Regions from separate parts of the Mus musculus genome. Here all the other regions are linked to region 4. Evidence: chromatin loops called from intact Hi-C (ENCODE). Cell type or tissue: heart. All regions are shown on one strand. Region 1 holds the start of Arfip2 (ADP-ribosylation factor interacting protein 2). Region 2 holds the start of Cavin3 (caveolae associated 3). Region 3 holds the start of Trim3 (tripartite motif-containing 3). Region 4 holds the start of Rrp8 (ribosomal RNA processing 8, methyltransferase, homolog (yeast)). Region 5 has its middle 6.4 kb from the start of Dchs1.

Region 1 (5,000 bases), 96 kb after region 4:
GAGTAAGTATGATAAATTTATACAAAATAACTCAACAGACACGATTTAGAGAAACAGCCTGCTGTAGTGCAAAGAATATCAGGCTTAATGTTCCAGCTGCACTTTATTGGTAGAGTCTTGATCTAACAGTGCAGACTGCTTCCAAACTTACAATTCTTGCCCTGTTAAGGATTACAGGCATGTATAACAAGCCTTGGAGCAAGATCTGCCTCTCAATATGGAATCAACTAAGATTTTCAACTTTTTGGCTGGCCAACACTTGGGAGGTAGAGGCAGAAGGACCAGGAGTTCAAGGTCATCTTTAGTTACAATTTCCAGGTCAGCCTTGGGTACATGAGACCACATCTCTAAATAAATAAATAAATAAATAAATAAATAAATAGATGCCTATTTCTGACCTATAGGTGGGGGGTAGGACAGCAAATCTGCTCTGCAAATCTGCTCTGTGAATAGTTGGTTTTGACGAGGAATTTAATTCCTCTGTTTAAAAAAAAGAAAAAAGAAAAAAGAAAGCTGGTCACCTGATGCAATACTGGAAGGGAAGGGATGGGATGGAATTACGGGAAGCAGTGAAGAGGAAGTGGGGAGCTTAGTTGTTACAAGTTCCTGCCTGCTGCCCTGAAGATGCTGTCCTAGATCAGCACCACAGACCTGGCCTAGCTGCTCAGCCCTGCCTGTGACATTGGGGCAAAGAGCAAGTGGCTCTTTCTATGCTCAGTGTCCAGAAGCCATTGAGCACTAAGAATGGTTTATAGCCTGACATTAAAAAAAAAAAAAAAAAAAAAGTTCTTGCCTGGCAAGCACAAGTACTTGTGCTCCATCTCCTGTAAAACAGTAATAAATGCAGACCCCATGCTGTCGCTTGCCCTGCAGGCTGTCATCCTTGAAGCCCCACAAGGTGGTACATGCCACATCCTCCTTCCTTCCCCATCTCCACACTAGGAATGAAGTCACAGAACCGGCAGCTGCCAGGAAAGGACTCCTCCTGAATACACATGTGAATCCCACAAGAGGGGGTGGGGAGTAATGAAACAAGAATAGAGAAGCTGGCATCAGAGCAGTTACAGTGAGACTAGTGTAAGGCACAGGGTAGAGAGCTGAAACTAGATTAGACAAGCAGTCAAACCCGAAGAGGAGGGGCACAGATGGCATTTAACCATCCCTCCCTAACACCATCTCCCTCTCCCTCGAGTTCTCTTCCTGAGGTTTGACCAATGCTGCCTTCCTGACTGACTCTGAAGACAAGAAAGCACTTCTTTGTTTAAAGTCTTTATTGCTAATTTCACAAAGGCAGGAAGTACTAAGAGAGTAAATTGGGGAAATGGTCAACATTCCTGAATTCTTAGAGGCTTGTCTTTGTTCTGTTGTCACTGACCTCCTAGGAAGCAGTGGCTAAAGCCTAAGGGGGTAGAGTTTTCTTCCTGCTTTTGTTGTTTGGTTTTACCTTCTTCCCCTAGGTTCACAGCAATTCTTTTTGACAGCTGAAAATAAAAACTAGTTATGAGTCAATGTATATTCAGGTCCTTGAGTTAGTCCCAAGGACAGCCACTGAGAGCTCTCCTTTTGGAACCAATTTCCCATTGCTATTACTAACCTTAAAGCTCTACCCATAATCCCTGCTTTTGCTGGGGTGCTGGGAATGCTGAATTTGTCCTTCTACACATAAGAAGGCACTACATCAACCTCCAGGGCTAAAGGCAGTACACATGCACTAGATGACAGAATAAAGGCTGGTACCCATAGACAAATAACCAGACTGTAAAAACGGGTTTATTGGCTCCAAGAAAAGGAGCAACAGCACCCAGCTTTCAAGCTCAATCTCTCTGTACACATTTAGATAAGCCCAAGGTCCATAGAGGAGCCCATCCAAGCACCTTCTCTCCAGGGGCCAGGGACGGCTAGCTGCCTGATGGCGAGTCTCTGGTCTGTTCTGCAGGAATACCTGGCGCGGCCGAGGCAGCCTCGTAGTCCGCGATGCGGCGCTGGACCAGGGCGGGCATGAGGTGCACGTAAGCGGCCATGAGGCGGTGGTTAGAATGGATGAGTTTCCCAGCACAGCTGTGCAGGCAGGCCTCCTGGAAGGAAGACGGAGGGAAGTAGAAACTAAAAGGGGTCCAGTCAAGCCCGCCTCCTTCCTTCCCGGTCCCCAGCCTAGGAGTGAGGTCAAGAAAGAGGGAGAAGATGGGGGGCTGGGGGAGGGTGTCACGTCACGTTGTCAACTCTGGGACCCCCACACTGTCTCCACCTCCTCAGCGTCCAGAGCTCGGTGGTGCAGGCTGGGCACACAGCGCTGGAAACACAGTTCTGTCATCCGATTGTAGACCAACAGGAAGTCTCGCAACTGAGAGAAAAGGGAACCACGACTTCACCACCGCTAAGGCTCCCCGGGATGCACAGCCCGTCTCCCCCTCGGGTTCTTGCGTGTACCCCTGGAAACAAACTGCACGTCTAACCCAGAGAGCAACTGCGCTCTCACTCACGTTTCTCAGTTGCTGCTGCTGCTGCTCCATCACGCCAAGGGCGCACAGCCCTAGTCACTTCCGCCCGTGGCGGGGTGGCAGGGTGGCGCGGGGTTGGGGGGGCGGAGGGGGGAGGTTAGAGCTCTCAGAGTCGCCCCGGAAGTAAACTCTCACTACTCCCCAAGAGCTTGAAGGCGTAGCTCCAGGCTCGTCCTGCCCACAACTGCAAACGTCACTTCCGCCCTTTTTCTCTGCGACGTGGCCGGCTTCTTCTGCCCAGAGAGCATGTCACTTCCGCCAAATCTCTGACCTGCTGCTAGGATCGCGACGAGAACTGGAACCCGAGGTCCCCGCGCGGTCCGGGCCTCGCGCCCTGAGGGGAAGAGCGGCCCGGCCCAGGTGAGAAGGACATACTTGGACGAAGGGAAGTTGAACGCACGAACCTGTACTGAGGGCAAAATGCCCTGAGCCCTTGGCAAGGATGAGGACACACCTGATGCCCAGGTGTATGGGGGTGGGGGGAGCCCCTCACATCTGGGAGGCTTCAGCTGACTTTGGAAGGGATTGCCCGTGTCCTGGGAAAGAGAGCCTTTCACCTGACACCAGGAACATTCACTAACTGCTTCAACCAAGGCCTGCTGGGGAGGGCCTAAGGGAGTCAGGTGCATGAGATGGAGAAAGGAAGAGCCCAGACCGGCTGAAGGAAGAGGGGAAGGAACACCAAAGAATGTGAAAGACCAGGATTGTAGAGCATGCCTGAGTGGCAAGTGAGAGTCTGAGCCTAGGAAAGGGTTCTGGTAAACATTGCCTCTGCAGGGTTAAGTTCCCAGAGAGCATAGACCTCCCCTCTGGTCCTCACTGCTATAATCCCATTGCCTCAGTATCTCACTCATAATAGACACTCACTAGATAGTTGTTGAATGACTGAATGCATGAATGGTTACTGAAGGCGAGGTAGGGGGGTTATGAGAAGACACCCGAGGCTTTGGTATGCATGCATCTGTAGAGATAATGTCCTCAGAAGAGAAGAAACACACAAACTCAAGGAAAGCCGTGGTGGCTGATCCCAGGACACCCAAGCCCAAAGACAACCCCTGAAACCTCTGAGAACACAGGGAAGGCCTCCTTGTTCTGGAGTGCTGGCCAGTTTCCAGAATTGTCTGTGTTGGGCTTTACAGCGTGCTGGGGTGGAGACCTTGACTCCAGTCCCTTCCCTAGCCATGACGGACGGGATTCTAGGGAAGGCAGCCACAATGGAGATTCCCATCCACGGAAATGGCGAAGCTGGGCAGCTTCCTGAAGACGATGGGCTGGAGCAGGTGCTTCTGTTTGATTCTTCTCATTGTTTTGTTATACATTCCTGACTTATAAACCTTTAATTTCCCCTGTCCCGGTAGCCTTCAGTTAACTAAACTCCTTCATACTTTTCAAATCTTCTTTATGGTTCTGTACAGACTTTACTATGCACTGTCTCCGTCCCCAAAATGTTTCATCCATCCCTGTGTTCCTGAGGTGCCCCCCTCTTCTCTGACCTATAGGACCTCCAGCAGGTGATGGTGTCAGGACCCAACCTCAATGAAACTAGCATTGTGTCTGGTGGCTATGGGGGCTCTGGTGACGGACTCATCCCCACAGGTATGAATGATAGAGATAGGCTTGAGGGGTGGGGTGTTGAGACAGTTTGCAGGCACATAGACACATACAGGAAAGCTTGACTCCTGGACTGGAGAGCTTGCGAACTGCTGGTGTGAAGTTCATAGACAGTCCAGTCCCAGGCCAGCTCCCAGAGTTGCCCATCTGCCTCCCACTGGCCAGTCAGTCTCGAAGATAATCTCACTCGTCTTCTCCTCCTTGCCGCCACCATCTGAGCCAAGTTAAGACCTTAAGGTTATGAGCACTCAGGAGCTTAAGGCCAGTTTGGAGCTTTGTGAGGCTTCTCAGAGTTTCATTTTAGACTCTTTTACTGGCTAGAATTCTACCTAGAAATATAAGCCAACTTCTCTGTTTTTCTGTGTTCACCATCTTTGATCCTGCCAATCGCACATGTCATGTTTGCTTCTATTCCCGCTTATCTCGTACACCAACAACACTCCTACCCTACTCCAAGAATGCCAGATACATACATTGAATTGATTTGGTTGTCAGGACATGAGTCCTTGTTCCCCCTAGTGACCAGAAGAATGCAGTTGTCTGTCTAGATAGTCCTTCTTCAGAGAGGTCATTTCGTGTGTTTGGGGGGGTGGGGGGGAGGAGTGAGCCACAGAAGTGTATGGTTTTATCTAAGAGAAACTGGTGTCAGAGAACTTGGTCCTTTAGGGTCTGGCCGACATCCATCTCACAGCACGTCACCCTCTGGCCCTGGTGACGAGGTGGCCCGGGGCATCGCTGGAGAAAAGTTTGACATCGTCAAGAAATGGGGCATCAACACATATAAGGTAAGATTCAAGTGCTTCTCCTCAGAAATTCTCCGTGGGGACCTTTTCCCTTTCCCCAGGTCTTACTGTGTAGTCTTTGCTATGACTAAGAGAACGGGGGTGCTGG
Region 2 (5,000 bases), 250 kb after region 4:
GCCATCTGCCTGTAGAGAAGGCCACCGGCCCTAGCTCTCCCAGAGGCCTTCATGATTGCAGAGTCCTCTTACCTTCAAAGCATAGCTAAAAAAGCCCCTCTCCTTCCTTGTGTCTGCCTTTTCCTCCTGGGACCTGGAAGTCCCACTTGTACCTTCTGCCCAGCAATTGGGCCCTGGCCTTCTTTATTGACAAATGAAGAACCAATTAGGAAACTAGAGATTAGAATCAGAACCTCCCGTTACAAAGACCCGCCTGCTTCTACCTCAATTCTTTTTAAAAGTAAATCACAGAAATTAGGGGTTGGGAAGATGACTCAGTAGTTAAGAGTGTTTGTTGTTCTTCCAGGGGACCCAGGTTCTATGCCAGGACCCATACTGGGTTGCTCACAACCACCTGTAACTTCACCTCCAATAGTAGCTAATGCTGTTGGCTCTGTGGGCACCTGCACTCATATGCACACACCCACACCCATACACCAAATATTTGTAAAAATGCTAAAAAAAAAACCATAAGAAATTAGAAAGATCACTCTTTTTCTTCAATTATCTTCATTGTAGGGGAACTCTGCTCCTTACCTAGGAGAATGGCTGACAAAGAACTTGGGCAGACAGGCCGTGCTGGGTCCCCTCTCATCTACTATAGTCAGACCACACCCCTTTGTCTAACCCCATTTCTGTGTAGCTCTCCAGTCTTCATTAACTTAAGCATACAACAGTTTTCCTTTGTGTCTTCCCTTTGGAATGTCTGTGCCATGTAAAACCTCTATTACTTAGACTTGCTATGCCATTTCCATCTCCCTGTGCAGCCAGGGAGAGTCTTAATCTTTCAGATGTGCCATTCTTAGTTCCAGATTTACAGGTGTATAACCAAGCTCATTTAAACCTGACTGTGGTTTTAAGAGCGCCAGCCACGAACTGGTGATAGGCATCACATTTTGAACATCTAGAGCTAGAACGGACCAGACAGTGATGTATGGTTGGGTAGAATTGGTCACTAAAGCTTTTCTCAACCTTATTTATGTATGTAGTCTTTTGGACGACCCAAGACAATTGTGTGTCTAAGCTGGAGAGATAGCTCAGCCAATAAGAGTACTTGAGGCTCTTACATAGGACAGGAATCCTATTTTTAGCACCCACATTGGATACCTCAGAGTGGCCAATAACCACAGTTTGAGGGCATCTGACACCTTCTGATATCCATAGGTCTTTGCACATGCATGTGCACACATTCATGCACACACACATATACATAAATAAATAAAAACATCTAAAAGATTTCCAAGTTGTTGGGCTGGGGTATGGCTTAGTGGCAGAATACTTGTCTAGCGTGTTTGAGGGTTTGGGTTTGATCCTTAACGCTGTGCCTTTTCAGCCAACTAATGGGGCAGTCAATGAACACCTATAACTTCAACACTCAGGTGTCTGAGACAGGAAGATTTTGAGTTTGAGGCCTGGGTTACACAATGAGTCCCTATCTCAAAAACACAGAAACAGGGTCAAAGATGTAGCTCCGTTGAAGATGTTGACCAGTGTGCATAGGAGCCTGAGTTCGATTTCCAGCACCAGCATAAAGTAGGTTTGGTGGCACACAACTGTTATCTCAGCCGTTGGGTGGCAGAAGCAAGAACAGACATTCAAGACCATCCTTGGCTGAACAGTGAGTTCAGGGCCTCCCTGAATGACATGAAACCCCGCTCAAACTCTTTGTGTTCTTTTGTCAGGCTCAGATGGCTCTGCTAATATCGGGTCCAAGATGAGCAAATCAAACTCTAACATAAAAACAAAGTTTTCACAACCAGAACTCAGGAATCAACCTTTATGTAGTGATTTTCCACTCTAACACTCACTATGTAGTTCATCATGGTCTCCAATTGGTGATTTTCCTACCTCAATATGTATCACCATATCTAGCTACTGCAGCATTTCAAATCCTCACACTCACCAATTTCGGAGACGGGATTGAAGGCATTACGCAGGAACCACAGCCAATCTCCATTAAAACGGACAAACCAGTACTTATTCTAACTCATGGCTGAGCTATCCTCCAGGAATCCAAAGAAGAACAACGCAGTCCAGTAGGAAGAAATAGCAATAAACGAAGCCAGAGGCTAAACCTGGAAAATATCAGAGGATGCCCCGCCCAGCCCGCCTAGACACAAAGCCCTGCCTTGGGCCTAGGCAGTCTTGGGTCTGAGGCAGAACATTCCAAACTTTACAGGCCTCCGCCCAGCGTTGGGGCTCAGCAGCTTTGACGGCTTAGGCTATGCCTTTAACACCCCTGCCTTCCACCCCCACCCCCTTCTCTGATCACTAGATAGATAAATGAAATTTTCAGTGGTTTGCCTTTTGCTGTGAAGAACACAGGCCTGAAAGAAGCCCACCAGGAAAATGGGGGAAAAGGAGCACAAACTCAGAAAAGAGGTGCCTCTGGGCAGGACTGTCTTACTCGCAGATCCCGGGGCGGAGCCTTCGAAAGAGCCCCCTTTGGACATTCCGCCCCCTTGCTCGGCCTCCTCCTTTTCCCACCGCGGAAGATGCCAACTCCCGCCCGGCTGAGTCACGGCCTGAACTAGGGGAGGAGGCGGGGAAAGGCAGCCCCAGCCCAGATCGCAGCCATCGGTCTCAGGGAGAGCAGGCCCGGTGGTCAGAGATCATGGGGGAGAGCGCACTGGAGCCCGGACCTGTGCCTGAGACGCCCGCAGGGGGTCCGGTGCACGCAGTCACCGTGGTGACCTTGCTGGAGAAATTGGCCACCATGCTGGAGGCTCTGCGGGAGCGGCAAGGCGGCCTGGCTGAGAGGCAGGGCGGCCTGGCGGGCTCCGTGCGTCGCATACAGAGTGGCCTGGGTGCGCTGAGTCGCAGCCACGACACCACCAGCAACACACTGACGCAGCTGCTGGCCAAGGCGGAGCGCGTGGGCTCGCACGCCGACGCAGCCCAGGAGCGGGCCGTGCGTCGCGCTGCTCAGGTGCAGCGGTTGGAGGCCAACCACGGGCTGCTGGTGGCGCGCGGGAAGCTGCACGTCCTGCTCTTCAAGGTCAGTGACCTCAGGCATCCCTCTCCCGCCCCCAACCCTCGCCTCTAGGTTACCACCGAGGGAAGGACTCCTGCCACCCACCCGTCCGCATCTCCACATTCCTGACCCAGCGTGCTGCCCTCACTTGTGGAAGACTCTCAGAGCCGCACCCACTTTCTCACAACAGCGACCTTATCCCTTTCTCACTCCCAGCCTGGCCAACCCACGCCCTCCCTAACTCAGGCCAGTCTGCGGATTTGGTCAGTCGCACCCACATGGAACTAACTGTTAGGTGTTACTCTGCCTCCTCCAAGCGCCTATACAGCTGTTACACTCTACACGGTTTCATCCACTTTGCAAACTTGCAAGGTCCACTTTCCCCCTCTTTGCTCATCTCTCTGCTCCTCCATCCTCCCCATCCCCCATCTTCCCATTCCTCTATTTTGGCCCCAATTCCTAGTGCAGATGCAAAGGGTGGAGTAGCTTCCCTTGGCGGGCGGGCAAGAGAGTTTCAGGCTGGTCCTGGCTAAGTGCCAGGGTCAAATCAGAGAATCAAAAGCTGTGTCATCACATTTAGGAGGAGACTGAAATTCCAGCCCGCGCCTTCCAGAAAGTCCCAGAGCTCTTGGGTCCGGAGGACCAGTTGGTGCTGGGCCCAGATCAGCCAGAGGATGAAGTTGGAGAGAGTTCTGAAGAGGAGCCAGTGGAGTCCAGGGCTCAGCGGCTGCGCCGCACTGGTTTACAGAAAGTTCAAAGCCTGAAAAGGGCTCTTTCCAGTCGTAAAGCAGCACAGCCCACACCAGTCAAGCCGCCACGCGTAGGGCCTGTCCGGAGCTCTGAAGGCCCATCAGAAGGCCAGCCTGCAGCTCAGCCTGAAATGGAGTCCGAGCTCGAGACTGCCCTGGAGCCAGAACCTCCTCAACCTACCAAGGAAGATCCTGAGAAACCCGTGCTTCAAATAGAGAGCGCAGCCTGATCCCTGGGGCTGCCTGTCCCATTCGGTGCTTAAGCCTTGTCCCAAAATAAGTACTTATAGAGTGCAGCACTTACATCCAAATAAGGAGAGAATCCTGCATCCACTGCCCAGCTCCAAAGCTTCCTTCCTGGCTTTCCAGTCTGAACCCTGTGTCCTCTGACAGAGGAGCTTTCAGCCTAATTTAGGTTCACCACCAATAAAAGCAATTTTCTCTAACCCAGACTCAATGAGAAAGGGCGAGCGACAATGCGCATGGCTTGGGGAAGGAATGGGCTGAATGACAAACGTTCTCACTTTTCACCGAATCCTGGGTCCTCCATTGGCACGGAGAAATATTGGCCACTTACTGCTTAAATACATTCCTCTTGGGGACACATAAGTACAACTTTGGGGCCCGGCCTGGGGCGGGGCAGTATGCAGTTCTTTGAAGAAAACGCCCTAGTTAATGTCAGCTAATGCACTCTTCCTACTTCTGGTGTCTGACACTCACAGACAGCTCACACCATTGGGTTGGGGTGCATTTAGAAAGCAATCCAAAAACAGCCCTTGGTCTACTTTCCTTCTGCCAACAAAACAAAACAAAGCACACAAAGCACTCATTGTTTTCAAAACCAAATGAGTAATCTGATAGGTTGAGAGAATCCAGGCCTCCTAGAATCGAGCATCTCTCACAATGAGTGTGACGAACTGACTGTGTCTTCATGTCAATGCATAAAATAAAAAAAAAATAGGACCTCCATGTTTTTTAGATCTTGTTAGGGTTTGAATCTGAAAGGTTCCCTGAAGGCTCATTGTTGGGAGCTTGCTAGCTTTCTGTGTGTGTGTATGTGTGTGTGTGTGTGTTAGAATGGCTTGTGATCTAATCAATGGAGTATGCCCTTGATTTATCCATAGTATGTCAGTCTTATTGGGAGACAGAGAAAAGAAGGAGGTTAGACTTAGTTGGAGAAAGCAGACAGATGGATGCTATGCCTGCTGCCACAATCTGCCTCATTTCAGGCCAAAAGC
Region 3 (5,000 bases), 100 kb after region 4:
GCAGCTCTTCTTGGGCTCCTCTGGGCCAATAGTGTTGCCTCCAGTACCCTTTGTTCCCTCCTCAATGTGTGTCCATTGCAGAGAAGGGGACTGGGACCAAAGGGGTGGGGATAATGGGGAGCTGCATTTGTGGCCCTGCATCTGAATGGGCCCTCCCCTCATCCACCCACCCAGTTGAACTGTGCTTAGAACCCCAGAAGACTGGGTTCTAGCACTAGGAATAAACCTTTCATAAAAGCAGGCCCAGTGAGGTCAATTTGTGGGGGACTAGAGGAGGGTGGATTGGTAAGAAATGCCCAGTAATCTTGCATTCAGTTCCTATGAATTCAGAAGAGCTGCAGCTAAGTTTGAGAAGCTGCCGAAGGCCTGATGCCCCTCACTTTCAGAGCCAACGCTTTATTTTTCTCTTCCCGTTAGCACCAAGGCAATCTATGTGTCTGAAGAGCATAGGGTCCAGAGGGGGTTGGGCCGGCTAACCATCATGCATTCAATCATACAGCCGATGTTTACTGAGTGCTTTTATTTGCCAGGCACTGCGTTAGGCCCTGGGGAAACATCAGTGAATAAAACGCAGTCCCTGCTCACAGTGCTTAAGGCCTAGTGGGGGATAGAGACAAGTAACCAGGCAACTACAATACAATGAGAAATGCTAGGATACAAGATGCAGTGGGAGCACCAGATAAGGGGCATCTAGCTTAGACTGAGGTAGGGATGGCGATGCCAGTTTAAAAGCTGAGATCTGAAAAGTAAGTAGCGAACAGCTGAGGAAGAAAGGCCAATGCTCATAAAGTCTGAATAAGAATTCAGTCCAGAATGAAAAATTAAGTGGGTGAGAGACAAGAGGCAGACTTGATCTTTGGAGAAATGGAACTAAGAAACCTCTTAGAGGTCTGGCAGCACGGGAGAAGCGAAGTGTAGAGAACATACTTCCTGGACTATTGGGTAGCCTAGTGACCCTTGCTTGTCACTCTAAGCATGAACCCTGCCTGAGCTCCTTCACATCCAGTGAGTAGCTACCGCAGAGATAAAGGCATTCTCACCGCACCTGCTGCAACCTGCACTGCTCTTGTTGAAGTCAAACCTTAATTGTATAAGAAATCACAAGAAAACTCCCAGCAGCACTTTAGACAGGGCTTGAGTGCGGTCAACTACAGGTCCAAAGACAACTGCAGACTTCTTCAGCATTCTGTCCCCTCTAGAGGGTGGAGAAAGGGGACCAACCCAGTCAGCAGGTTCCCACAGCACAGGGTGCACACCACTCTGACTTGACTCTTTGTCAGTGATAACTGCAATCCCCAGCCAGGCTTCTGGGGCTTTAATTAGCCTTTATGTAGTCAGCTGTCTGCCTTGATTATTAGAGGTGCTGGTTCTCTTATTAGCCCCCTACTTTATGGGCCACTGAGGATTTTTGTTGTAAGGGCATTGAATCTTCAAATGGTTGGAGACAGAACCTGAAAGCAGAGCCCAAACATGGCTCCACCATTTTCTAGCTGATTAGGATTAATGCCTGGGGAACATAAGCTCGCTCCGCTCCTTCCGTTGTAAAGCTGCTAATAAAAGCAGCTACCGATTACGGTTATGCGTATTAAATGAGATAATGTATGTAAAGTGATTAGCTCTGTCTGGCACGTAATAAACACTCAGTCCCTGTTAATGTACAGTTTTTATTGTATTGTACCTAGGCTGTTTTTCCATAATGCAATGATTCTGAGAATTGCTCTGGGTCTTTGGTGTAAGGAAGGAGTCGCGCTGGATGGTCTAAACCAAATTTCCTCAGGCGGCACCTGAGGAACCTAAAACCGAAAAGAAGTCTCCCACTTGGCCTGCAAACCCCTTCTCCTAGAGTTCTGGGTTGAGGTACAGGTGGTCCCCCTCCCTCTTGCTCAGTGGAAACCAAACTAGCAGATTTCACAGGAGCCTCCGGGAAAGCCCAGGAAGGAGCGACCAGAAGCAGCAGGAACGGACTCTCGGAGTACTAAAGCTGGTTCTAGCTGCTTTTACTTGAAGGCATCAAGTGCCACTATCAGACCTCAGCTACTCACCCTCGCCCTTAGGCCTCGTGAGCCAGAGGCAGCAGGCGAGGATCCCGGATCTAGGATCTAGGATCCGGGATCCGCTTGCCAGCTCCAAACCGCACCGCAGAGGGAGAGCCAAGAGCCGCAAGGGCGGAGGGGCTGGCGGGCGTGGTCTGAGAGGTGGGGGCGTGGTTGGGGCGGGCCTTCGGCTCCGGAGTCGCCCCCTCCCCCGACCGGTCCGCAGCCCCGCCCCGGCCCCTCCCTCCGGCCTGTGCGACGGGTCCAGCGGCAGCGGCGCCGGCGCGGGGACAGACGGAGGCGCGGGACGTGGGGCGGCGCCGCGGGCAGGGCCGGGCGGACGGGCGCTGGCAGCGGGGGCAGCGCTGCGGGCCGCTCCGAGTGGCTGCAGTCCGGGCCTTGCCCTCCCATCCTGCTCCCACGCCGTGAGTGCGCCGCGCGGGCCCCAAGGGTGCGTCTGGTCCACCTGTGTATCGGGGTGCGGGTCCTGGTGCTAGCGGCGGTGTGTGGGTCCGAGCGTCTTTGGGTGGGGGCGCGGATGCTTTTCAAAAGCTGTTCCTGTCTCTGTCCACGTGAGGCGTGTCCGTGTCTGTGAGAGCAGCGGGGGATTCTTTGGGCTGTGGCTGCTCACGTGAGGTCCGTGTTTGCGGGCTGTGTGGTGGGGGGAGGCGCGGGTGGATGGGTGATGGTTCATTTTAGGAGCGCGGGTTTTGGGAGTCTCTGTGTTGGCGGAGGGTACCGAAAGCTGCGGCCGATGGTGTTGGGGGTGGGTGGGTGGGGTTGCTGATTGGCACTCTGGAATCTTGTGGCCCCGCTCGTCCAAAGGGTTCCTTTCTCCTGAGTGCAGACTCCTCCACCCCTGCTCCCTTCTCCGTCCTCCTTAGGCACCAAGAAGCCCACCAGCCAGGATGGAGGACATCCTTCCTCCACTGCGGGCACTGCTTGCTGGACAGGAAGCTTCCTGCAGAGGCTGTGTCTTGTAGGAAAGGACCCCTCTAGTTCTCCCTTAGCCTGGGCCCTGACTGGAGGACTCCTGTCCCCTCCCTGGTTTCCACCTCCTTCCCCCTGCACTTGGTTTCAGAACCTGGGCCACAAATCTGCAGGGACAGATGGTTGCAGGTTGGAAGGGCAGGCTGCACCCCAGGGAGGTCATTCTGACTTCAAAAAAAAAAAAAAAAAAAAAAAAAAAGGCAGGCCCTGTGCATGTTCCTGGTGTGGGAGTCCTATGCGGACCGCTAAAACCCAGGACTTGCTCCAGAGGGAAGATCTGAGATTCCAGGGTGGATGCAGTGATTATCCAGGTCTCCAGACATACTGTGCAGCGTATCAGTGCCTATCTCCTAGGCAGGGGTCTGGTTTGCTGCAGAATGGGAATGTGAGCGGCAGGCCTGACAGGTGCCCTGCCTCTCTCGGCTTGGATGCCTCCAGTGATATTACCTCTTAACTGCTTAGACTGTGGGAAGCTACCTTGTGTTATAGAGGTCTCTCTCCTTGGAATTTTGTTCCTTTGTCTTGTCTCTGCTTTTGATTTTGCTTCTCTTTGCTGAGAGGAACCTGCAGAGTTTAAACATAACTCTTCTGTCACCAGCATCTATTGAGTACTTTCTATATGGTAGTTACCAGCTCAACTGCTTAGGGGACAGTGGCATTTCTGCTCATGGAACTTGAGAAAAAAAAGAACCATAGGTGGGATAGTATCGCCTTTGTTCAGAAGATATGTGATTGCTATAGAGGAGAGTCCTGAGAGTGAATGCCAAGGTGACAATCTCAGAAAACATTTATTTTGGAAAGCAAGAGGAGGGGTCGCCTGTGAGCACTCTCTAACATGCCTAACCATGTGATGGAAGTTAGCAGTCAAATCATCAAAGTAGTTTGTATTAGGATCTAGTCATGGCACATTGCAGTCTGAAGGAGCCTTGATTTTTGAAAACAAGACCATCCTCTTCCTCCCATTTTACAAATATGGGTATGGGGTAAAAAGTTGCTTAGATATTATCTTGTGTGGTAGAGTTAGTGACAGGACTAGATCCTAAATTTCATGGCTTAAAGAAATACGTTTTGAATTAAAATGGAATTACATCACTTTGCCTCCCCCCTTCCCTCCCTCCAGCCTCTCCCAGTTATGCTCCTACTAACCCTTCCCATGCTCACCTTTAAGTTGATGGCCTCGTTTTCTTTGATTATTATTGTCAATATGTGTGTGTGTGAATGCATGCACAAGTGTAGAGTCATGGAGACCCCAGCCCTAATGGATACATCTCTTGACTTTTTAAACTTGAGCAAATTGTTTGCATCAAGGTTACATCAACCTTGTATGCGGAGGTGAGAGAAAAGTCCAAGTTGAGATGACTTGGGTTCTGGCTGATGAGGCCCGGGGATGGCTGCATCTTTTATAGAGAGGAGAGGCAGAGCAGGAGGAGAAGGTCAGGAGGAAGGGAGTTTAGTTTGGAACTATTCCTGTTCATCATCCAGGCTAAGATGTCTTGAAGGGCAATTAGATGTATATGTCTTGAGTTCAAAGGAGCCTTTCAGCATAAGGCTTTGGAGCTTGTTAGAATGGAGTAAGAATTAAGACTGTGGCAAATAATGAGATTACCCAGGCAGAGTATGTAAACAGAGAAGAGACCCTGAAACAAAACCCTATGAACTAAACATGTAAGAAATGGGCAGTGTGGGGGCGGGGGCACGAGTGAGGGACTTAGATCGTGAAACCATGGAACTCAGTCTGTTTGCAAATGTTTCATATTTCTGTTCTTTCATGAAGTTTTCCCAAGGTACCTATCAAACTCAGGATCCAGTTCAAACATCTCTTCCTTGTTTTCATTCTCCACCAAGTTAGAATCATCCTGCTATAGCATTTTGAACATGTCAGTCTCATGGTCCTTATCACCTTGTCATTATGTATGTGCGTGTCAGTGTCCCACAGGTAACAAAGTAGGGAGCCACTTGATCCAACTTTGTGTGTCT
Region 4 (5,000 bases):
TCCTGGCTTGGTCAACTAGAATCCCCCAACAGCTGAAGGAAGTATGTAGCTTTAAATAATTGTTCCTCTAGTTTGCCCTCATCTGTTAAACTCAGCAAAGGCTTTTCCCGGATATAAGTCTATCCCTTGCTATCACTCTTGTCTCCCAGATTTCACATGTTCTGACTGAACAACTTCCAGAAGTCTGTGGCCTCCAAGCAAGCCCAAGCTTGAGGACGGTCACCTCAGGGCCTGGATCTCTATCTCAAGAAAGCTTTCAGGGAGTTAACCACCTCCAGCACCCACGCCCTGTCCCCTCAAGCCACCATAGCTTTCTGGTTTCCCTAATGATATCCTTCACCTTTTGACAGCAAGGAGTCTTCCAAGATGCCACTCCTACTGGACAACAGCCTAAACTTCTATTTTCTTACCAACAAAACAGGACAGCTTAGTTTTTACCAGAGCACACAAGTTATGTGGGAAAAAATGAAACAAATAACCTTGAATCTAGCAGAGAAATAACATACAGCCTAATGAAAGCTAGTGAAACCTAGCCTAGGACCAAAGATGATCCTTCCCAACCTAAAAAAAAAAAAAAAAAAAAAATACACTCTTATAGTCAGATACAGTGGCAACAAATGGGAATCCCAGCACTCAGGAGATTGAGGCAGTAGGATGGAGAGCTGGAGGCCATTCTGAATTACATGACACCCTGTCTCCAAAAGCAAACCAAAAACTACGAACTAAACTCTCAACACTGCACTTGTTGCTTCTGTTATCAGCCAGTATTTCAGAAAGTGTTCATAGTATCTGTTTCCTCACCTCCCATTCACTTTTCTCCCTGAGAAGCCTGCCATCTCTAGCGTGTAGATTATGTCTGATTCAAAGACTCTAGCAGCAACCACAAGTGGTTCCTTATGTGAAGGAACCCACTGTAATGCACTTTCCTGTTACTGTTCTGCAATAGCATTCAAAAGATCAAATTCATCCTAAATGTAAGTGAAATGAGACTTTTTAAATGCTCATCCATGCTCTTTAACTTCTCAGTAGCCTACAATTAACCACTCTTCTTTTATTAAAACATCCATTCTCTAATCTTAATCCATTTCTTATTTCTTATTCTGATGGTTGTTCCCTGTCAGCCAGGCTTCTCAACCTCTGCCTTTATTTTCTACTCTTCTAAGGTACTACATTCCACATTATAGAGTCTTCAGATACCATTTAAATGCTATTTGTGGCATCTTGGTCTCCCAATCCGACCTCCTGAACTTTAAATCTGCATGACTAACAACCTGCCAAGCGTTTCCAAGTCACTGTAGTGTCACCAAAACTGTGGCCAGTCCATAATGGAACCTCAGCAACTGCCAAGTATCCAAGTACCCAAACCTCCTTTTAAACCCCAGGTCATCTTTGACAACCCCTTCACATCCCATACCAACTCAATTACTTCATCCTTATGATTTTAGGGCTCTCACCCCAACCCTGTCTCAATTCTTGTATCCAAAACATCACTTTAAGGCAATTGCGTCCAGGGTGACGCCTGACAAATGGGTACTCTCATCACTACATAAGCTTCAGAACTTTAGACCTCTAATATCCTTTCCCACTTCTACCCAACGCTCTAGGGCGCAGAAACTCATCCTCCAGCTACATGTAATTCCAGACAATTTTCTGGCACTCAGGTCTGCCTCTGACATGAGTTCATAGAGGCTGCAAAGTTCCCGGGAACCGGATTGTGAAACTTAGTTTAAAAAAAAAAAAAAAAAAAACAAACCCAACTCCGACAGCTTCCTCTGTGTAGACGTTCCTCCATCAACAGGCTTTGCTTACTACTACTACTCCTTACACTGGATAGCAAAGTCAGCCGCCCCCGCCAGACATGAGCACCCCGAGTAGCGGAGAGAGGACTTGTAGCCGTCTCACTCGCCAACGCTTCAGCTCACCCCTGATTGAGGTCGTTCTCTGTGTTGTCCAGCCACAAGCGCACCGCCACCGCGTTGCCCTCCCGGCACTGAGTGAAAATGTCGTCCATAGCAGCGTCCCGGCACAGAGACCCCGGGACTGGGGAAGCCTCGGGGGACTGAGGGAGAACAGAGACAAGAGAATGACTCTCTGTGTGAGTTCCCTCAGGACAGAGGTGTCAGTGCTGGGATGGGGAGCGTCGCGAGAGGGACAGTGGTTGTCTATGAAGGGCTTCGGGCAGCGGACGACCCCTTGGCTCGAGGAGCAGGAGGGTCTGGGGGTGTAGGGTAGACTTTGCTAGTTTCCCGAGTTGGTGTCAGCCGGCTCTGAGCCCCGGCCCTCGAGCAAGGCTTGGGGGTGGGGGAAGGGACCCAAGCTGCAAACACCCGGGGGAGGGGACAGGGGTCCTTGCCCGGCGGCCCCGGCTCAGAACTGCTGCAGAGATCGCAGAGACGGGTTTGCAAGACAGCGTGGGGTAGGGCGCGGAGCTACCCACACTCACCGGGACTCGGGCCGCAGGCGCCTTCTCCGGGGGAACTCCCGTCCGGCCGCGCCCGCCGCCCGGCCCCGCCCCGGCCCGCCCCGGCCAGCTCGGGCCAGCGCGGGCCGCGGTCCCTCCCTTCCGACCTCCTACTGCCTCTCTAGCTCGCCAGCGGCTACGCTCTATGGTGCTCTGCTCCGCGAAGGCCGCTCTAGCTACCACAGAATTTCACTCGGTGGCTTCCGGCCCGGTTTGGTCCGACTCCAGCCCTAGGATTCCCTGACGCGCGCTGCACGTGGGCCAGAGCGTAGGCTCCTCCGGCCCTGCGGGCTACGGGTGGTATGTTCGAAGAGCCCGAATGGGTGGAGGCGGCCCCAGCCATCGTGGGCCTAGGGGCCGCGACAGCACAGGTTAGGCCGGCGACTGCCCCGCCAGTCAAGGTGAGCGGCCCTGCACTGGGCTGTTTGAAGGAGGTGAAGCCTACCCTCCGGGGGTCGTATTGGTTAGAGGGAGAGCCTGAATGCTATCGTGGATCGGGGTGGTGAGGGAGTTAGTTATGATCTGAAGATCCGGATAGTCCAAATAGGAATGCGGGATTCGGAGCGTGGAGCGTGGAGCGCAGAGCTTGAAAAGTTTAAGTTTTTTGTACACTAAGGGTAGAAATCAGTAGAGTTGTTTTAGCAGTGGAGTGGCTTCTCCAAGTTTTCTCTCACCTGGCATCACTTTATATACTGAGGATCGATTCCAGGGCTTCAGCGTGGTAGATAAGCATTTATTACTGAGCTGAATCCGTAGTCTTGAAAGGATTTTTAGAGGATTTTTAGTGGCAGTGTAGAAAGTATATTAGAGTAAAGGCAAGTGACTGGGAGGTTATCAGAATTACTATTCAAAAGAGGCTCAAGGTAAGGGTCTAGCTGAGGACAAGCAGCAGGACTTGAACCCCAAATCAGCTTCACGGAAAGCAGGCCTTTTCCTTTGAACCTCATCAGATATGAGGGTTTCAGTATCCCCTTGGGGTGTTCCTGACCTTCAGTTAGCCCAGGATGTTCTGCTCATTTCTGTAGTCCATTTCTGCTTGTCTGTGTGCAGCTTCTCTCTACTGCAGTTAGGAACTTTTTTTTTTTTTTTTTTTTTTTTCGAGACAGGGTTTCTCTGTGTAGCCCTGGCTGTCCTGGAACTCACTCTGTAGACCAGTCTGGCCTCGAACTCAGAAATCCGCTTGCCTCTGCCTCCCAAGTGCTGGGATTAAAGGTGTGTACCACCACTGCTGGCCAGTTAGGAACATTTTTAATAGACATGTGTGACACTGCCCTTCCTGTTTCAAAACAAAAAAAACAAACAAACAAAAAACCCTCTGCTGCTCCTAGAATGCTGTCAGTGGGAGGCAAAGATGGCTGCTGTCTTGCCTTGGTCCTGTTGTTTGTGTGCTTATCACATTCCTCTAAGGAAATCAACAGGCAATCCTTTACACGCTTAGAAAAGTAGGATGGGAACACTTTCTGCCCTCCAGTTTCCCAGAGGGTGGGATTGCAGCCTGAATGTTCTGGGCTTGGCTGACTTCACAGCAAACTTGTTAACTTTGGATGGGAAGAACGACCAGTAGCTGAAGCCCATCTCTCCTTTCTTAGTCTCCAGGCCTCGTCCATTCTCACACACACTCTCATCCCTTGTTTGCCTCCAGGGACGCAAGCGCCGCCATCTCTTGGCCACATTACGGGCTCTGGAAGCAGCATCTCTCTCCCAACAAACCCCCAGCCTACCTGGCAGTGACTCTGAGGAGGAGGAGGAGGTAGGAAGGAAGAAGAGACACCTCCAAAGGCCCTCACTTGCCAGCGTCTCAAAGGAAGTAGGGAAGAAAAGAAAAGGGAAATGTCAGAAACAGGCGCCATCCATCAGTGACTCTGAGGGGAAAGAAATAAGAAGAAAATGCCACAGACAAGCTCCTCCTCTTGGTGGGGTCTCTGCTGGAGAAGAAAAAGGAAAGAGAAAATGCCAGGAATATTCCTCTTTACACCTAACCCAGCCCCTGGACAGTGTTGACCAAACAGGTATCAGTATGTGTGAATATGGGGGTGGGGAGGCTGTGAACTGACTGCATAGATGATAAAGGTCTTTCTTTCTCTTACATAAACACACACGCACGCACACGGGTTGGATGGTAAGAGGCACTTTTATCCAGGCTACAGACTCTGTCTTAAGGACAAGGGAGTAGCCAGGATGACTTGCTATGCCTCTGAATTTAGGGGACCAAACCTCAAATGCCTTCTCATCTCCCTCTCTGCAGTTCACAATTCCAGGACGAGTACTGCTACAATTGACCCATCCAAGCCAAGCCCTGAGTCTATGTCACCTAACTCCTCACACACCCTGAGCCGCAAGCAGTGGCGGAACCGGCAGAAAAATAAGCGGAGACACAAGAACAAATTTCGGCCACTCCAGACACCAGAGCAGGCTCCTCCCAAGGCTTCCATAGAGGAGACTGAGGTGCCTCCTGTCCCAAAGTCAGATAGTCAAGAGTCTAGAGCTGGAGCCCTGCGAGCACGCATGACACAACGCCTGGATGGGGCCCGATTTCGCT
Region 5 (5,000 bases), 57 kb before region 4:
CTTTTTTAAACTAATGGATTTGAGATTTAGCCCAGTTGGTAGGTAACATACTGGCAAGCAGAAAGTCCTGTGTTCAGTCTTCTAGCAGTGCAAAAATTGGGCACGTACATCTGTAGTTCTAGCACTTGGGGGTGGAGAATCCTAAGTTGAAGGTGTCTGTGTCAACAACAAGAAATATAAATAATCCTTACAACTCAATGGGCAAAGGGTTTAGATAGGCACGTATCTTAACAAACCAATCGCTGACAAGAGAAGAACTGAGATCCCCACCGGCATCTCACTACGAACTAGGAAAAAGAAAAATCAATCTCTCCTGCTTCCAGTAGGGGGACGAGAAAAGCAATGACTTTAAAATTCACCCAGACCTCTCCTTTCACAAAGGCCCTGACCTCAGGGGGACTTGCTTTCTCTGTCATGATCCACTTGGGCTCCACTGAATCCCACCCAACATGAAGGAAAAGAAATATCTACTTTTAATTCTCTTTAGCTTTCCTGTCTGTCTAAGATGTGAGGGGTATGGATGGAGCTGAGCTTCGACAGGATCAGTCACAGCCCCAGAACACAGGCTCACTAAAAGACTGACACATCACTGTCAGACTCCAGGGTGCTTCTTTGTCCTTCACACGCCCTCTTCATATTATCAGGGTCCCTGAATAATAGCAGGAATTTAGGTTTAAAGGGACTTCAATCCTTGGACCCTATTTAAGAAAGAGTCTCTAGGAAAACCCCCAACAACAGAGAGGGCACAAACAAGAAAAAGAGTGTAATCTCATCACAACAGCCATTGGAAACAGTATGCTGGGCCTAAGTTCTCCCCAAATAGGCATTAAAAGCCTCACATTGAAGGTGACCTTGGTTCCTTATGGGTACATCATGGCAGTTTTAACAAAACATTACAAGGCATGATAAAGTTTGTTTTTTTTTAAATGGTCTTATAAAACAACACAGAACCAAGCATAGATATGACACAGAGTTTTTTAAATTATCAGACTCAGGGTTTTAAATGGCTATGGTTGTCTGCTAAAGGAGCAAATAAAAAGTGTAGACAGCTAAGCAGCAAAAGTAAAATCTGGGCTGCAGAGATGACTCAGTTGGTAAAATGCTTGTGGAGTAGGCATGAAGACCTGAGTTCAAACTCCCAACACCCACACAAAAGATGGATATAACAGAATCAACAGCTATTACGATATCTTAGAACAGTTACACTAATGAGTCTATATCAGAATTTAGATCACTAATTTTATCCCTTTCTCTAGTAACTGCTTAAGGACCAGCCCACAGAAATAGAATAAGGTAAGTTTTCTGGTCATGTTTACATGGCTATTAAAATGTTTGTGTGTATATCTGTGTGCACATGCCCATGTGTATGTAGTTGCTTTGGTGTGAACCTGTGTGTGAAGGCCAGCAAATAACTTCAGGTGTTGTTTGTCAGATGCCATACACTTTTCTTGTTTTTTTTTTAAGATTTATTTATTTTTAAAGATTTATTTATTATTATATCTAAGTACACTGTAACTATCTTCAGACACACCAAAAGAGGGCATTGGATCTCATTATGGATTGTTGTGAGCCACCATGTGGTTGCTGGGATTTGAACTCAGGACCTTTGGAAGAAATGTCAGTGCTCTTAACCACTGATTTATTTATTTTTATGTGCATTATGTACTGCCTGAATGTATGGCTCTGCAGCATGTGCATGCAGTATCCACAGAAGAGGAACTGGAATTAGAAACCATATAGGTGCTAGGAGTTGGACCCTGGTCCTCTGGAAGAGCAGCAAGTTCTCTTAATTGCTGAACCATCTCTCCAGCCTTTTATTTTATATATTCTATATATAAAGAATCACAAGGTTCAATTCTGACCTAAGCTGCATAACAAGCAAGACCTTATCTCAAAAAAAAAAAAACTTTTATATACCACACACAAACACACACACACACACACACACACACAAAGTAATAAAGAAAAAAAAACAAATTATTATGTTGAAAATATTTTGAAAGAATGCTCTCCCCAGCTGTTTATAAAATCCTGTACACTTGAGTCATTGCACAATTGTGGAGTAAAATACACAAGAAAATCCCATTCCCAAAAGTTATAATTTCAAAGTAAGGAAAAACTTAGAATACACTGAAACTTGGCCTGCTGTGGCAAAATGACTTCAGTAAAACAGCTGCAAATAAATTAAAAACTAAATAGATTGAATTGAATTGAATTAAACTTCAAACAACACTGATACTGAGTAGAAGTCTTCAAAATTTGCTTAAATGAACCCCACCTTGCAAATTGTTGTAAATTTTACACATAATTAAGAGAAATAAAATTTTGGTAAATTGACAGAATTGGTCATTTCTAACAAATTGGCCGCTCCGTGAACTAACATTCACACAACTGGCTATCCTTACTTCCCATCCCAGAGGACCGAAGTCTCTCTCTTCTCCACATTTAAGCTCCCCACCTGTGTTCTAGATTCCATGTCCTGCTTTCTCTGGCTTTGGCTCTGTGGGAGAGAACCGGGAGCTTCCTTTCTTTGTCCCTAGAGTCTCTACAGGGAGCTGAATGCCTTCAAAGCCTGGAAAACATTCTTGCTCTTGAAAGACTTCAACTTAAGCAGTGCTGGGGTTGGGCTATTTTCCAATACTGCTCACTTCCTCCGGGCCCAGGCTTCACTGAGACTCTCCGATGACTCGTGACTCCTTCGGAAATGGTCTGAGTGGGGATGAAGGCACAGAGCGGACAAATTCTAAGCCTGATGTTACCTAGTGCCCCTTCTCCTTAAGAAATGACAAATGTGTGGAGGAGGCCATGAGAATCGCCTGCAGCGCTGTCACTCTGGAAACGTGTGCACAAGGCAGGCCTTCCTGTCATCCTTCCTTTCCTCTTTGGTCATCTGCACTTATTCTCCTTTTCCCTCAACTGTTTTCCCAACAGTTTGCTCTTCCCACCGTGGACTCACTGCCTGCTCTGAAACCTCCATTTCATGGCGGCAAAGTCTTACCAGTCCATTTTGTAGCCCCACCACCAACTTCCTTCCACTTCATGGCAAAGGGACTATATTGTTGCTCAAGTCCACCATTTTTGCACCCTCCTTCACACCTCTTAGGATGAGAAGGAAGGATCTATCCTCCAAGCCCAAGTAAAGCCAACTATTTCTCCATCCTCATCCTCAACCTTTGTGAGTCTGCCATCTTACTACACACGCCTCTCCCATTCCTGGCGAGGGCATGAAATGACCCTCCATCTTCCTCAGCAGAGACTTCAGGTGAGTGACATGTAATCTTCTCTTGCCAACATCAACTCCCTAGTCCTTTAGCTCTGAAAGGCCACAAGTCATTCTTCTTTAAAATAAATAAATAAATAAATAAATAAATAAATAAATAAATAAAGTCTTGGGACTGGAGAGATGGTTTAACTGTTGAGAGCAATGTTGTTCCCCCAGAGGACCAGGGTTCGATTCCCAGCACCCACTTGGAAACTCACAATCTGGAACTCCAGCTCCAGCACCCTTACACAGACACACACACACACACACAGGAGAAACACTGATGGACATAAAATAAAAATAGAAAATCATTTTAAAAATTAAATTGTCTTGTTCCTTCAAAACTTTCTTTGAAATTTAGAACATATTGTCTCCCTCATTCCACATTTCCCACAAAATCCAAACTCTTCTCAGTAAGGATGACAGATTAAATCCAATGGCCTCAAATTCCTGCCCCGCCCCCACCTTGTGCCTTGTACCTTCATTTGTGCACTCATCTGCACCTTCCCCCATGATCTCCTTTAGCTTTAAAGTCAGGAACATTTCTCTTCAACAAAAAACAAGCCTTCCTTGTTATCATGTGACTCTTTGACTATAATTCCACAGTCACTCCTTTCCTGGGATATGGCGACTACTACTTTATCCCAGTGACCAAGTGATCAGTAGAGACACTATGTTGGTATCACGTACTCACTGGTAGGATGGAGTAAGACCTTTGTCTCTGTGGTATTCACTCACCATAGTCTATTCCTACGAAAATCCTTTAAGTTTAGGAAAATTCTACAAAAATGTCAGAGCTGTGCTATGGAACCATCAAGGAGAGAAAGAGAGAGAGAGAGAGAGAGAGTCATAGACCAGAGGAAACTGAACATGATGACTATACGCAATGTGGTATTCTAAATTGAATCCTGGGATAGAAAAAAGTCATTAGTGGAAAAACTGGTGAAATCAGAACAAAGTCTGGTGTTCAGTTAATGACGATGTACCAATGTTAGCCAATGTTAATTAGAGGAAGCTGGGTGAAGAGTATACAGAAACTCCCAGGACTATGCTTGCAAGTTTTCTGTAAGTCTAACATTATTCCAGAATAAAAAGGTTGTATAAAAGAAAATTAGGAGGGGGAAATGAAGCCAGTAAGTAAAACACAAAGCCATGAAAAGCATGAACTAGACACAGAGTCTCAGTAACATTTCATGTTTGGGCTCTGGAAGTGAGGTTTAGTTACCTTATTTCCTAAGCTCTTGCAAATTGCGTTCTTTGAACATGCAATTAGCTATTTGCAAGAGAGAAGGGGGTACAGAGAGGAGATCGTTGAAGGTCAAATATAAAGACTTAGACATACAAGTCAACACTGGACCACTAAGCTACACGCTGCATCCCAAAACCTTAGCTATTTTAGACAGATCCTCAGGCAGGCTAACCGCATACTAATGACCCTTCTGCCTCAGTCTCCTTCCTGAGTTCTAGGATTAGAAGCATATGCATCCTGTACACAACTAACTCTACACTCTCATGCACAGTCATTATTGTTTTATCTCCATTCCATCCTTACATTACAGTACCTTGTCACCTTTACATCCTCTCCTTTAGTCACCTAGGTCATCAGCTGTCCCACACTCCTCTACGGGAGAGCTGGAAGATGCACTTACTGTGGTATTTTTATTCTGTTGACAATGCTCATTCTAGTAGATGTTTCTTTCCTGTGCTCCTAGGAAATTACGCTGGACAGTGCTCTCTT

The links. Hi-C counts contacts between places; a loop is a spot of excess contacts. Peaks named below come from ENCODE experiments on the same cell type or tissue, not always from the same donor. Only the 100,000 strongest peaks of a DNase experiment are listed, where the experiment ranks them.
Region 1: a loop joins it to region 4, with 3 times the contacts of the local background. A loop is called at or near these places in 24 of 42 quality-filtered maps.
Region 2: it touches region 4 in a loop (4-fold over the local background); 2 of 42 quality-filtered maps call a loop at or near these places.
Region 3: it touches region 4 in a loop (5-fold over the local background); 21 of 42 quality-filtered maps call a loop at or near these places.
Region 5: a loop joins it to region 4, with 2.4 times the contacts of the local background. A loop is called at or near these places in 12 of 42 quality-filtered maps.

Annotation. Positions count from the first base shown.
Region 1 is chr7:105,638,103-105,643,102 of GRCm38, reverse strand. It overlaps Arfip2 (ADP-ribosylation factor interacting protein 2), which reads left to right and starts at 2,687. Exons shown (of 8, transcript NM_029802.4): 1 at 2,687-2,858; 2 at 3,638-3,778; 3 at 3,998-4,094; 4 at 4,776-4,894. The coding sequence starts at 3,680. Timm10b (translocase of inner mitochondrial membrane 10B) reads right to left here and starts at 2,658. Exons shown (of 3, transcript NM_019502.3): 1 at 2,481-2,658; 2 at 2,246-2,341; 3 at 1,257-2,075. The coding sequence starts at 2,510. The coding sequence ends at 1,899. Gm22504 (a small nucleolar RNA gene) reads left to right here and starts at 627; the gene lies at 627-765. In heart, no CTCF peak of the experiment used is centred here; DNase peaks (open chromatin) are centred at 2,702 and 3,602; H3K4me3 peaks cover 2,595 bases; H3K27ac peaks cover 2,415 bases.
Region 2 is chr7:105,479,813-105,484,812 of GRCm38, reverse strand. It overlaps Cavin3 (caveolae associated 3), which reads left to right and starts at 2,616. Exons shown (of 2, transcript NM_028444.1): 1 at 2,616-3,037; 2 at 3,594-4,197. The coding sequence starts at 2,654. The coding sequence ends at 3,992. It overlaps Gm36847 (a long non-coding RNA gene), which reads right to left and starts at 2,014. Exons shown (of 3, transcript XR_378395.4): 1 at 1,943-2,014. In heart, no CTCF peak of the experiment used is centred here; DNase peaks (open chromatin) are centred at 2,202, 2,552, 3,402, 3,662 and 1 weaker place; H3K4me3 peaks cover 2,406 bases; H3K27ac peaks cover 2,851 bases.
Region 3 is chr7:105,630,861-105,635,860 of GRCm38, reverse strand. Trim3 (tripartite motif-containing 3) reads left to right here and starts at 2,290. Exons shown (of 12, transcript NM_001285870.1): 1 at 2,290-2,484. Arfip2 (ADP-ribosylation factor interacting protein 2) reads left to right here. Exons shown (of 8, transcript NM_029802.4): 8 at 1-1,660. In heart, no CTCF peak of the experiment used is centred here; DNase peaks (open chromatin) are centred at 2,200 and 3,060; H3K4me3 peaks cover 2,387 bases; H3K27ac peaks cover 1,819 bases.
Region 4 is chr7:105,734,160-105,739,159 of GRCm38, reverse strand. It overlaps Rrp8 (ribosomal RNA processing 8, methyltransferase, homolog (yeast)), which reads left to right and starts at 2,576. Exons shown (of 7, transcript NM_025897.2): 1 at 2,576-2,862; 2 at 4,104-4,470; 3 at 4,707-5,000. The coding sequence starts at 2,764. It overlaps Ilk (integrin linked kinase), which reads right to left and starts at 2,570. Exons shown (of 13, transcript NM_001161724.1): 1 at 2,444-2,570; 2 at 1,923-2,059. The coding sequence starts at 2,011. In heart, no CTCF peak of the experiment used is centred here; DNase peaks (open chromatin) are centred at 1,969 and 2,519; H3K4me3 peaks cover 3,945 bases; H3K27ac peaks cover 3,560 bases.
Region 5 is chr7:105,791,485-105,796,484 of GRCm38, reverse strand. No RefSeq gene overlaps it. Among named protein-coding and RNA genes, the nearest start is that of Dchs1, 6.4 kb to the right of the region's middle. In heart, a CTCF peak has its summit at 336; a DNase peak (open chromatin) is centred at 2,574; H3K27me3 peaks cover 471 bases.